Linked DNA regions of Homo sapiens: region 2 is linked to region 1. Evidence: chromatin contacts called from ENCODE Hi-C or POLR2A ChIA-PET data. All regions are on one chromosome and are shown on one strand. The core of a region is the stretch at or near the end of the contact, and the rest is flanking DNA. Distances in the headings are between cores, read along the strand shown. Region 1 overlaps SLC12A7 (solute carrier family 12 member 7). Region 2 overlaps SLC12A7 (solute carrier family 12 member 7).

Region 1 (5,900 bases), core at 2,031-4,530:
CTCCGGGGCAGGTGGGAGGGTGTACCCTGGACGGACCCCCAGGGTGCTCCCTGGGAGTCCTCGATGCCGTCTCTGTCCCCTGCCTGCCCCCGCCAGTAACCGCCTGGGCCATGTTTTCCTTGTGGGCAGGCAGTGCCTGGTGCCTGAGTGAGGAACGCCTTGGCTGAGTGGCCACACTTCCCTTCCCTTTTTATCTTTAACCCCGAAACCTGAATTAATCAGACTCAAGAAACTGTGCAGCTATGTGCGAGGCGTGCAGGGAATCCCTGTACTTCCTGCTCCGTTCTGTAAATCTGAAAGTGCCTTCAGAATAGCGTGTTAATTAAAGCCGAAGAACGACGTAGACCCAGGAGTAGGGTTTGACACACACATGCACAGGCACACACACTCGGGGACCCTCAGTGGCACCTGTGCCTCCTCCCAGCGCCGGGGCTTGCCTCCCCTTGGTCGGGGCGGGGGCAGGTCCCCACAGGCCTGTAGGGTCAGGAGAAGGTGGGCCAGAATGGACAACGCGTGGGCTTTGTATTCATGTGTGGCGTGCGTCTGGGATGGCATTGACTCTCTTGGCCCAGCAGTTTCTCGGGGTTGGGCTGGGAGAAGCCCTCCGAAGATCTGGAGGTCGGCCCTGACCTCTTCTGGGCAGTGCGGGCGTGAGATGTGCGTGGCTTACTGTGACGTCCCCGGGAGCACACTTAACGGATGTCTGTTTGTGTGCGTGCTCGCATGTACCTGTCAGCGCACCTGCCGGTGGACGTGTACCTGCCTGTGTGCACGTCCACGTACGTTAGTGTGCATGTCTGTGTGCACATACTATGCATGTCTTACATGTTAGTGTGTCTGCACGCATTTGCACATTGTGACTGCATGCCTGTTTGTACATGATAGTGTATGCACTTGTGTATTAGTGTGACTATGCCTGTGTGTGTACACATCAGTGTGTCTGCATGTATGTGTGTGTGCGTATACACATTAGTGTGCGTGTCTGTGCCTGTGTCTGCACTGGTCCTCCTTGCTGTGGCGGCCGGCATACTCCACCAGTAGCCAAGGGCCAGGTCTCCGCCTCACCCCAGCACTCACTGGCTGTGGACACGCTGCCCACTCCGACCCCCCTGTGCTCCTGGCCTGCTTTCACTTCCTGGAGCTGCTCTTTGTCCCCAAACACACTGGTAATTGTGGTCTATCCAGAAGTCGAATTCAAAGTTCCAAGTTCCTGGCACGAAAGCCCCTTGACTGTGCTGTGGACAGAGACCCCATCTGTAATTAGACCAGGCTGGAGAGAAGATAGAAGGTCTCTCCCTGTGTTCCTCCTGGAAATTGGTGGTTATGATCACGTTTATGTGGCTTAAGCGTCAAGCGGATCAAAGGGCGTGAGCCTGGATAGCGTCCGTGGGGCCTCTCCATGACCCTGCATGGGCGGCCTCTGTCTGTCCGCCGCCGCCCCTCTGCGTCCAGGGCGCTGGTGACCTCCCCCAGGGGGCCACAGTCACGACCGCACGGCTGCAGCTGGCCTGAGACCCGCTCCGACTTTCAAGTCCACACACGGGCCGGGTTTTTCCAACACAGAAACGCAAGTGCTCCCCTCCGCCCAGCGTTTCCCCAGGTGGCCTCCTGGAACGCCAGTTCTGCTGCAGTTTAGGGGCCTGCCTAGGAGGGGACCGTGGGGTAGAGGAGGGAGATAAGCTCTGTCCCGCAAGGGCCTGAGCACCTCACAGCATGATTCTGCAGTGTCCCCAAACCTACTTGGTTGGGGAGCCTCCTGTGGGGCTGTGGCCGGGCCCAGGCCGCCAGGGACGCTTTGAGACATGGACCGGCCACAGCAGCTTCAGAGAGCAGACAGGGAGGGTCGTGGAGCAGAGCTGCGTTGTGAGGACGGAAGGCGGGGGCTGGACGGCCACACGGTGGAAGTGCTTGTCCTTTAGCCCTTGGCCAGACAGGGGCAGGGTGGGCCGTAGGAGGGGACCCAGTAGTGGCCACTGAGGGCCTGTGCCTCCAGCTGAGTCCTCGGCATACCCTGTCCTTGTCAGGCCTGGGAGCTTCAGCAGCAACGGCTGCACAGGCCGGTGTGGGGGACTCTGGGCCTTTCCTTCCTGAGCTTCCGGCCCCTTGGACCCAGTTGTATCAGGACCCTCGGAGAGGAGGCCATGTGTGCCCAGCCTGACGGGTCTGTGTTTGGCAGTGTCTGACGTGGGGTTTAGGGGCGATGATGTAGATGTCAAGAGAAGCGTGTCAGCCTTGAAGGCGTCAGGCACATGGGCCACCCAGACGGCTTCCACTGTTCTGCCTGCTTTGCAGATGTAGATGTAGTTAGGAAAGCGCTTGCGGTTTGTGTTGTGTGACTGTAGCCCTTAGAAGCTTGGCAGCCTTAGTGGGCTGAGTTCTAGGTCCCTGGAGGCCAAAGCATCCCGCTGCTGAACGCCCGCCCTGGCTGCAGTCAGCGCCTTTCGCTCGGAGCCGCCACTTCTGCATCCTTCAGGGTCAGAGAATCCGCCTGATCCTGACTCACACAGCCCTTTCCAACACGTGTGAATGCAGCTCATCAGGGCTCAGCTCAGCCTCGTGTCCGGAGCGTGGGGTGCACCCGCCGCCCGCTGACCGTGCCCACCTCCCCTGCAGGGACCAGTCCAACGTCAGGCGGATGCACACGGCTGTGAAGCTCAATGGCGTCGTCCTCAACAAGTCCCAGGATGCGCAGCTGGTCCTGCTCAACATGCCAGGTCCTCCCAAAAACCGGCAGGGAGACGAGAACTGTATCCTTTCTTGCAGTGTGCCTGCTGAGCGTGCGGGCACCCCCTGGTGGCTTCTCGCTAAGACCTGGGTTTGTGGGTGCTGGGAGTGAGGCTGGCTTCCCGCCTCTCCTTCAGCCCCAGGCTCTGGGAGCTACGACCGGGATGCAGTGGGGCTCTGAGCCCAGTGGTGACCGGGCCAGAGTTGGGGCCAGCCCTGGCATTGGTGTGGGGGAGGGAGGGCCCGCCTACAGTACCAGCCCCACTGTCCCCAGGTGCTCAGGGCTGCCCTGGGGCTGGGAGGCTCCCTGTCATGCATCCCCACAGCAGCTGTGCATTCTGGGACCTCCGCTGGGGCTCAGCCCCACCCTGCGCCGACAACGGTGGGAGGTGAGGAGCCCAGCTCTCGGCTTTAAGGCCACAATTGGTCGCAGCTTTGGGAATTTGTGCTTTGGAAGGAGAACTCCGCAGTGCATCTGGGCGTATTGGCACAGACAGGGTGACGCCTGGCACATCCCTGCCAGGTTGGCACCAAGAACTGGGGCCAGTGAGGGCATGTCCTCCATGCGTCCTGATCGGAATCCGTGGCCCAGGTCCCCTGTAGGCTGGTGAGGACCCAGTCCCGTGGCTGGGGTTCCCTGTCGGGTGGGGTCAGCACCGTGGGCTGTGTCGCTGTCTCTGCTCGTCCTCCCTGTGGCCACGGTGCTCCCTCTCTTTCCCGAGCACTGGCCCCTCTCTCCCCTGCCCTGCTCCTCCCCGCCTGGGGGGTCTCTCTAATCCCCACCTCTCTTTTCACCTTGGCTCTGGGTTTCTCAAACCAAATCTTAGCTAACCAGGAGAGGATAAACCTCACTCCTATCACGATTTCAGCTACACACGCTCAGGTAAGATCAGCTGTGGCCTTAACTCTGTTGACCACAGACATGGAGTTTCTTGAAGTCCTGACCGAGGGGCTGAACAGAGTCCTCCTGGTCAGGGGTGGCGGCCGGGAGGTGATCACCATCTACTCCTAATGCCCAACAGCATCACGGCACTCTGGGACAGGCACGGAGGACGGCGTGGGCAGCCTGGGCCTGGGCTTGGCCCAGGGAAACAGACGGCAGACACACCTGTCCCCCAGTGATGCCGCCCAAGCTGCCCATGGGGCTTCCTACGGAAGTTTCTAGGCCCGTCACCTAGGGCTCTCCTGTTCAGCCTTAACAGGCTCAGCAAATCAGGGCGTGGCTGGACGATTTCCTTGCATCTGAGGGCAGACGCTGCTACCGGAGTGACCTGGACGTGGCCAGATCTTCTCGCAGGTCACAAGAAGCCAGTGAGCCCTTGCCTTGGTTTCTGGAAGTTCTTTTCCTTGGCTGGATTTACCCAGTGGTTAGGTTGCATTTCTACCCCATCCAGAACATTCTTGGAAGAGCACCCGGAGCTGAAGCTGTCCCTGATGATGAAGGTGAAACGTCAGCCCTGGCCATGGCTCCGCTCAGGGCCCCGGTCACCTCCGAGTCACTCTGTTCCTTGACTGTCTTTGTGTTTCTGTACCTCAAGGCACTGAAGCTGGAGGACTCTGTCCATGCCCGTGTCACCCTCGTGTGGGAGCCTCTGGGCTCGGCAGGTCCACATTTCATGAGCTGAGGCGTGGGCCAGGGCCATCTGGAAAGGGAACTCGGCTTTTCCAGAACGTGGTGGATCATCTGTCGGGTGTGTGGTGAACACGTTCAGTTCATCAGGGCCTACGCTCCGGGAAGGGGCCCCCAGCTGTGGCTCTGCCATGCCGGGCTGTGTTTGCAGCTGTCCGAGTCTCCATCCACCTTTAGAAAACCAGCCACTTCTTTTCATAAGCACTGACAGGGCCCAGCCCACAGCCACAGGTGCGATCAGTGCCTCACGCAGGCAAATGCACTGAAACCCAGGGGCACACGCGCGCAGAGTGAACAGTGAGTTCCCCCGACAGCCCACGACAGCCAGGACTGCCCTCCCCACCCCACCCCACCCCAGGAGCACGGCACACAGTTCAGCCTCTGAGCTGGCTCACACGTGCCATCCCCACCCCGGTGCTCCAGGGAAGGAGGACACGGACCCGACGTGGGAGGTCCTCAGGCAGCAGTGGCGCCTGGTGTCAGGTCTGTCTGGCTGAGTCCCGGGCGTCCCCTGCCATGGCCTGTGCCTTGCATGGAGGCGGCGGTGGCACTGAAGAGATAGCTTTCAAGGGCCCAACACTTTGCACTTCGGCTGGCTGTGAGTTTCTGCTTTGTAGGTTGTGGTCACATTTGCAGGCTGCGGGCAGTGGCACCGACTTGGGCCTCCCTTTCTATGTGGCATATTTATTTATTTAAACACCCCAGGGAGTTACGTGGTAACAAGGTTGTCCATAAAGAGGTTGCTTCTATATACTAGAGGCCCCAGATGGCCAGGCCTTGGGCTACGTCTGGCTTGCATGGTCTCCCAAGGGAATCAGCCCCATCAACAAAGTTCAAATCGGGGCAGAGGCTGCACTTGTGCCCCCAGATGTTTCTGAGGAGCCAGACTAGGGCTGGCATTGCTGTAGAGTGACGGCTGCTGCCCAGAGCGTGTCCCAGACATCACAGCGGGGCTCAGCAGTTCCCACAGCCTCTGCCTGCCTTGGCTAAGCATGAGTTAAGCAGCAAAACGCTCCTCCATGTCTGGATGGGGCCGGCAGGTCCTGTGTCCCCTGCACCTGGAGGAGAGCAGGCTAGAGGCACAGCGGCCACATGGTGCTGGCTCTGAACGTTGGTTGGTGGCTGGAAAACAGCCCTGCTTCTGAGGGCCGCTCAGTTCTGCACACGAAACCACCTCCTGAGGGCTCAGCTCTGCCCCCGCCCTGGGCTGCAGCCTCTGCACGCAAGCACCAGGCATCCTTTGTGTTGTCAACTCCGTGTAACCAGTAACTACAGCCATTTACAATTGACTCCGTTTCCTTTTGTAGGTTTCCCTGTCTGTCTGTGTTAGTAGAAAAATAAAATCCTATGAAATCTGAGTACGTTGAAGAATCTCTTGAGTCTCATTCAGCATGAAAGACAGCTGGAGAAAATGTACTGGCCGCCCCTTTTCTAGCAGGAGCGTCAGGGCTGACCAGCCACAGCCAACTCAGGTGGCTGAAGAGTGACCATATGAATTGGACGAGGGCTTCCAAATCATGTCATCGGCTTGGAAATGACCTTACCC
Region 2 (5,628 bases), core at 2,907-5,406, 41 kb before region 1:
GTTCTGGACTCATCGTCTGTGTTACTTTAATAAGCAGCAGAAGGACAGAGTCGTGCCTCGCTGGCCCCACACGCAGGGCTTTGTCGTGAGGCCGCTGGCGCACAGCCCTGCACAGTCAGACGCAGGGATCTCGGGTGTGACCCTGTGGTGGTTACATCGTTATGTTTTCTAAGTTTAATGAATTTCTCGATATTAATCCAACTTGAGCAAGTTGTTTCTAGTGCTTTTTTCCAACTGCATAGGTTGCCTGTGGGGAGCTTGTGTGTGTGTTTTTCGGGGTGTTCTTGGGGCCTGATAGGCGTTGCCATCTTCCCAAGTGGGCTGCGCAGAGGAGACGCTGCGGTGAGCAGGGGTTGCTTCTGCTGGGAGTGTTGGAGGCGACGGGAAGGATGTTGGTCCCCTTGGTTTGAGCGAATGTGCTTGCTGTGTACACGTTTTTCCTACTTGTACAGTTCGTAGGAGTTCAGATAAACAGTGGTTGCTTGCTGAACGCAGACATAGTTACATGCTAAGACCTCAACCACCAGTAAACCTGTGCTTTCCAGAAGGGATGTAGGCCGGGCAGCGGAGCCCCAAGCTGCACTCCTGGTGGAGAAGGGCAGGCAGGGCTGAGCCTCCGGAGCCACGCACCCTTCCTGCGGGGAAGAGAAACTTGAGCCCAAGCAGCTGTGACTTTGTCCAAGGTTGTCTGTGGGGTTGGCTGCGTGGGAGGGAGAACCCGAAACCCTCGGGTCTCTCCCTCCCTCCCTCCTTCCTTCCCTCCCTTCCTCCCTCCCTCCTTTCTTCCTTCCCTCCCTCCCTCCCTTCATCCCTCCCTCCCTCCTTCCCTCCCTCCCTCCTTCCTTCCCTCCCTTCCCTCCTTCCTTCCCTCCCTCCTTCCTTCCCTCCCTCCCCCCCTCCCTCCTTTCCTTCCTCCCTCCTTCCTTCCCTCCCTTCCCCCCTCCCTCCTTTCCTTCCTCCCTCCTTCCTTCCCTCCCTTCCCCCCTCCCTCCTTTCTTCCTTCCCTCCCTCCCTCTAAGAATAGCTGCACCAGGCTCCTGGTCCTTCATCTTCCATTGACTCCAGAAAGTGTCGCCAGTCACCACTGATCTCTCTGTAAACAGTTGGCCGTTGTGTCCAGAAAAAGGGCCTGAGCAGGAATCCACTGAAACCATTGAAGAGGAGTGGGGAAGGGCCCTGGATGGGACTCATCTTGGAAAGACACCTATAATTGATGGGAAAGACATTTAGACATATTTTCTTAGTTGAAAGTATGTGTAATTTTTCTTTTAACCTGATTTCCATGTAATTTTAGATTTCAGAAAGGTTGCAAGACCAGTGTGGAGAACGCCCATCTGCCCTTGGCCTCCGTTGCCCAAATGCCAACCTCCTGCCATGTTGGCTGTGTCCCTCCTGCCTCCTGCCCTGCCCCAGGTCTCCGTCTTTCACTCCCACGTTTGTTTCTGAACTGTTGGGAGTAAGCAGCTGACGTGGTGCCTCTCACAGGCGTATTTCCTAAAAGCAAGCACGTTTCTTTCAGAATCTCTGCAGTGCAGTCACCAGAATCAGGGAGTTAATGATCACACACGAGAGATCTTTTTCAGATCTCACCAACTGGCCCAATCACGGTCTCTAGAAAAAGAAGTCTGAGGTTGTGCGTGCATTTGACCGTCTCTGTCACCTGGAGCTTCCTCTGAGTTGTCTCCCTGACGTTTTTGAGGGGTGGGGCCGCTGCTCCGTGGCACTGGCCTCTCTGTGGTGTGCCCCATGGTCTAGGCATCTGCAGTCACTCATGGTCGCACCAAGGACCTGCACACCCTGAAGGCTGTGCTTTCCGCCCCAGGCACCCTACTGGGAGCACGTGCTGCCCGCCTGCCCCCAGACGGCGATGCCCTCTTTGCTGGCACGGCTGGAACCCACCACTCCTGCGGCTGGTGCCTGTCAGCCAGCCAGGGTGGCCGCCAGTGGGCTCTGGCACATCTGAAATGTCCCATAGAGAATGCCCACCCTCCCAGCTGGGGTTGTTTGGTGCAGTGATGAGGTCTTGGCCTGCCCTCCTCCGGCCACCTCGCATCCTGCCTTGACCGTTTCTTCTGCACCCTCAGGGTCCCACACCATTCTGTGCAGGGCTAGGGTGGACTGGGCAAGGATGGGCCGAGCACCCCTAGGAAGGGTCCCGGCTTGGTCGTTCCCAGTCTGGGGAGCTGGTGTGCAGCACATGGGGCAGAGGGCCCTGAGGGCCCTGGGGTGCGTGGGTGGCTATGGTTTGATGCCCTTCAGCTCCTCACCGTGCCTGGCTGGGGCATGTGCATTTGCAGACCCTGTTCTGACCATGGGCTGCTCAGGGGTCCCGGGCAGGCTGTGGTCTCTGCAGTGGCCTGTGCCGAGTTCCTTGTGTTGCTGTGACAGTCCCCCAGGTCAGGTGATTCATGAACACAGAAACTTCTCAGAGTTCTTGAGGCTGAAAGTCTTAGACCAAGGCCTGGGCAGGTTTGGGGTCTGGCGAGGGCCCTAGGTTCCCTGCCGTGTCCTCCCATGGAGGGTGGGAGGGCGACAGCTCTGCTGCTGAGGCCTGGGGGTAGGGACTTTCATCCCCTTCCACACCTCACCACCTCCTACGGGCCCCACCTCCTACCGGCCCCGCCTCCTACCGGCCCCCCGCCTCCTACCGCCCCCACCTCCTACCGACCCTATCTTCTAACACCGTCACATGGGCCATCGGGCCTCAACCTGCCAGGGAGCCTCAAGTCCTCCTCCCCACCAATTCCCTTGCTCATGCTCTCGGGCAGCTGCTAGGATTACCCCCTGGTTCGAAGCCTGGGCTCAGCCCCATGGAGGGGTCGCCGGCCCAGCCTTCCTGAAAGACTCAGGAGGGGCTCATTTACCTAGAGAGCCTGTGGGCGGCGTCCTCAACAGGGAACAGTGGGAAGTCCTCTGTGTCCCTCCGAAATGGCGGATTAAGCAGCAAGGCTAGGAGGTGCCACCCCGACTTTTAAGAGTGAGAATTTTGCCCACATTTGGCTGAATGAGAGATTTTCAACGCCAGAGGGAGGTACCCTTGCCCTGGGCTGAACAGCTCACTTGCCGAGGCTTTCAGGGGCTTTGTCTTCAATGATGATGTGTGTGGGGGATAGCGTATGCCCTGGAGCTAGCGTGTGTTCTGGGGATAGCTTGTGTCCTAGGGATAGCTTGTGTTCTGGGGATAGCTTGCGCATTGGGGCTAGCATGTGTCCTGGGACTAGCGTGCACCCTGGGAAATGCCCCTTTCTTTGGAACACAGATGTGTGGAAGGAAGGAGAGTGTGTGAGAAGTATCACCCTTAGCCATGGTTTAGAGGTGACAGCTGGTGGGGACCAGAGCCCTCCGTGCAAGATCTGTAGTTGGCCTTCTGTGCTTGCTTTTAGTTCCTTCTAAGCTGACTCTGAATTGTTTTTCCCTCACTAGGAGATGGAAATCCAAGAGAAAACAGCCCATTCCTCAACAATGTCGAGGTGGAACAAGAGAGCTTCTTTGAAGGGAAGAACATGGCACTTTTCGAGGTAACTTTACTTTTTAGAAGAAGAAGGTGCCAGGGCCGTTGCTTTGATGTGGAAAAGTAAAGGAGCCCCTGGGGGCCCCCAGGCCGGGGCCTCCCACAGGACTGGACACCACGTGGAAGGAACTGGGGCCTCCCTGTCCTGAAGGCTGTGGCGGGGGCCCAGTCCCGCACTTGAGCTGGGACGTGCTCCTCGGCTGGTGCCTTCTGGGCTCCTTCCTGGATCTAGGGTGCTCCGGCCCCACGGGAACCCCTCTGAGCTGCTGAGTGCTGGACACCCTGGGGTCCCTGCCATGGGTGGGTGGCCCCACTCAGTGAGGCCTGGAGCCCTGGCCTCGGACTCAGACCTGCCACACAGGTGTCCAGGCCTCTCTGGCTTGCTTCAGACCCAGGGGCTGAGGACCCGGGGAGGGCCTGAGCTCCACACCCTGAACACGGGGAGGGAGGTCGGGGGGCCCACGGCGAGGTGCGGGCCGCCTGTGACCATGTCCACGCCGCGCAGGAGGAGATGGACAGTAACCCCATGGTGTCCTCGCTGCTCAACAAGCTGGCCAACTACACCAACCTGAGCCAGGGCGTGGTGGAGCACGAGGAGGACGAGGAGAGCCGGCGGCGGGAGGCCAAGGTACTGCCACCCTGCCCGTGCCCGCCCAGTCCCCGCCCCGTGTGTCCCGGCAGGGTTAGATCACGCCGGCAAGGCAGTTGCTTGTCAGAAGAGCTGCCCTGAGCTCTGGTATCATGGCCACGTCCAGCCCTTTCTTCCTGGGAGGGCTCGATGGTGCCTGCCCTGCAGCTCCTGTCCAGGCCTCTTCCCTCTCCACCGTCCGGGGAAGCGTGACACCCCCATGCATCTGGGTGGCCGGGTTCCCTGTCGAGAAATGAACTTGGGGTGTTTTGTTCGTTCTGCGGGAGCGGCCCCATCCCCTGCTGTGGAGAGGAGTCTGAATGGTGCCGAGAGGCCGGGACGTGGCCCCTTCCAGAGGGTGCTGTGGCCTCGGTGCTCCCAGGGGCCGCCCTCCTTTTCATTTCCTGTCCAGGACACTTAGCCTGGTAGCATTTTCCCTGCAGTTTTATTCCCTGAGGATTTGTTTCCAGGAATCCGTCCTAGGAAACGAGGGGGGTGCAGTGGGGAAAGGTTTCCCTTGAGTGGTTTCTGTGGGTGACGAGGTGTGGAAACCCCTTGAGCATCCTCGGGAGGGTTCTGCCGTCCTGTACAGACGGGTTGCCTGAGAGCCACCCTGAGGCCTGAGGCCCTGAGGTGACGCTCACAGGCGAGAAAGACCCTGGACCCGTGTTGGGGGAGATCTTAGGTCCTCGCTGTGGGGGTGCGGCGGGTGGCTCAGTTTCTTCTCAACTCCCTCTGCTTTTTAAATCTTCTTTCAAATATGTCTGTGTTGCTCTAGAATAAGATACAAAAAACAAAAAAAAATAATCCACCGGAAGAAACCAAGCAGCGCAGGCCCTGCTCTGAAGCCGGGCGACGGCCTCCCCCAGTCTTGACACAAAATTGTCATTTCCCGAGTCAGCCCCGAGCCTGTGCCCCCCTCCTTCGGCAGACAGCTAAGGGCATACGTTGGCTTTTTAGGGTGATTTTTAAATTCCCCTATTATTTTCCTTAACTTTCTAACTCTAAAAATACCATCAGGAGATCCCTATCTTCTCAGAAGGGAGGGTTTTGTAGTGCCAGGTAGAGGCCAGTGAGCAGGAAGGAAGGAGGTGCTGAGCCAGGCGCCCCCAGGTCCAGGGAGGGTGGGCCCCCCTGCTGCGTGTGACCTCCACCAAGTGGGGCGTCCGTCGGCCGGCTCCTTGCCCTCCCCTGCATCCTCCCAGCCTGGGCTCTGCGCTTTGCGTCGACGCCACCCCTGAGTGCCTCCTGCCAGCGTCCAGTGTTCTGCTGACCTGGGTCCCACACAGCAGTCGGGAAGTCAGGCCGCTCAAGATGTCTCTTTCCTTCCTTTTACTGTAAACACAGCGGAATTAATACTGCATTTCCAAAATACTTGAAGACATTTGGTTTTGTTTTTGAGAAGCCTCAATCTGGGGTTGAAGTAACCGGAGACGAGGGACGTGACCGTGAGACCACCTTGGGGTGGGGCCTGGCCTGATGAGGGCCC

Evidence for each region. Hi-C counts contacts between places; a loop is a spot of excess contacts on that map. ChIA-PET counts read pairs that join two places held with the same protein, here RNA polymerase II (POLR2A). Pooled maps may share reads with other maps.
Region 2: a loop to region 1 is called in a map of heart right ventricle, with 2.3 times the contacts of the local background. The contact joins two enhancer-like sites. A Hi-C loop is called at or near these places in 9 of 168 maps with a recorded cell type or tissue (HepG2, KBM-7, Right ventricle myocardium inferior and 5 more) and 3 of 50 pooled maps. POLR2A ChIA-PET finds 5 or more read pairs at or near these places in 6 of 52 experiments (H1, HEK293T, K562 and 3 more).

What each region holds. Positions count from the first base shown.
Region 1 is chr5:1,050,196-1,056,095 of GRCh38, reverse strand. It overlaps SLC12A7 (solute carrier family 12 member 7), which reads left to right. Exons shown (of 24, transcript NM_006598.3): 23 at 2,614-2,747; 24 at 3,645-5,712. The coding sequence ends at 3,736. Among named protein-coding and RNA genes, the nearest start is that of MIR4635, 9.8 kb to the left of the region's middle. Within about 2 kb of position 3,280, at least 4 of the 41 ENCODE cell types and tissues checked have a DNase peak (open chromatin) inside an H3K27ac peak, as active enhancers do; they include heart right ventricle, where a contact is called at or near this core.
Region 2 is chr5:1,092,044-1,097,671 of GRCh38, reverse strand. SLC12A7 (solute carrier family 12 member 7) reads left to right here. Exons shown (of 24, transcript NM_006598.3): 2 at 3,424-3,518; 3 at 4,017-4,139. Among named protein-coding and RNA genes, the nearest start is that of SLC12A7, 17 kb to the left of the region's middle. Within about 2 kb of position 4,156, at least 3 of the 41 ENCODE cell types and tissues checked have a DNase peak (open chromatin) inside an H3K27ac peak, as active enhancers do; they include heart right ventricle, where a contact is called at or near this core.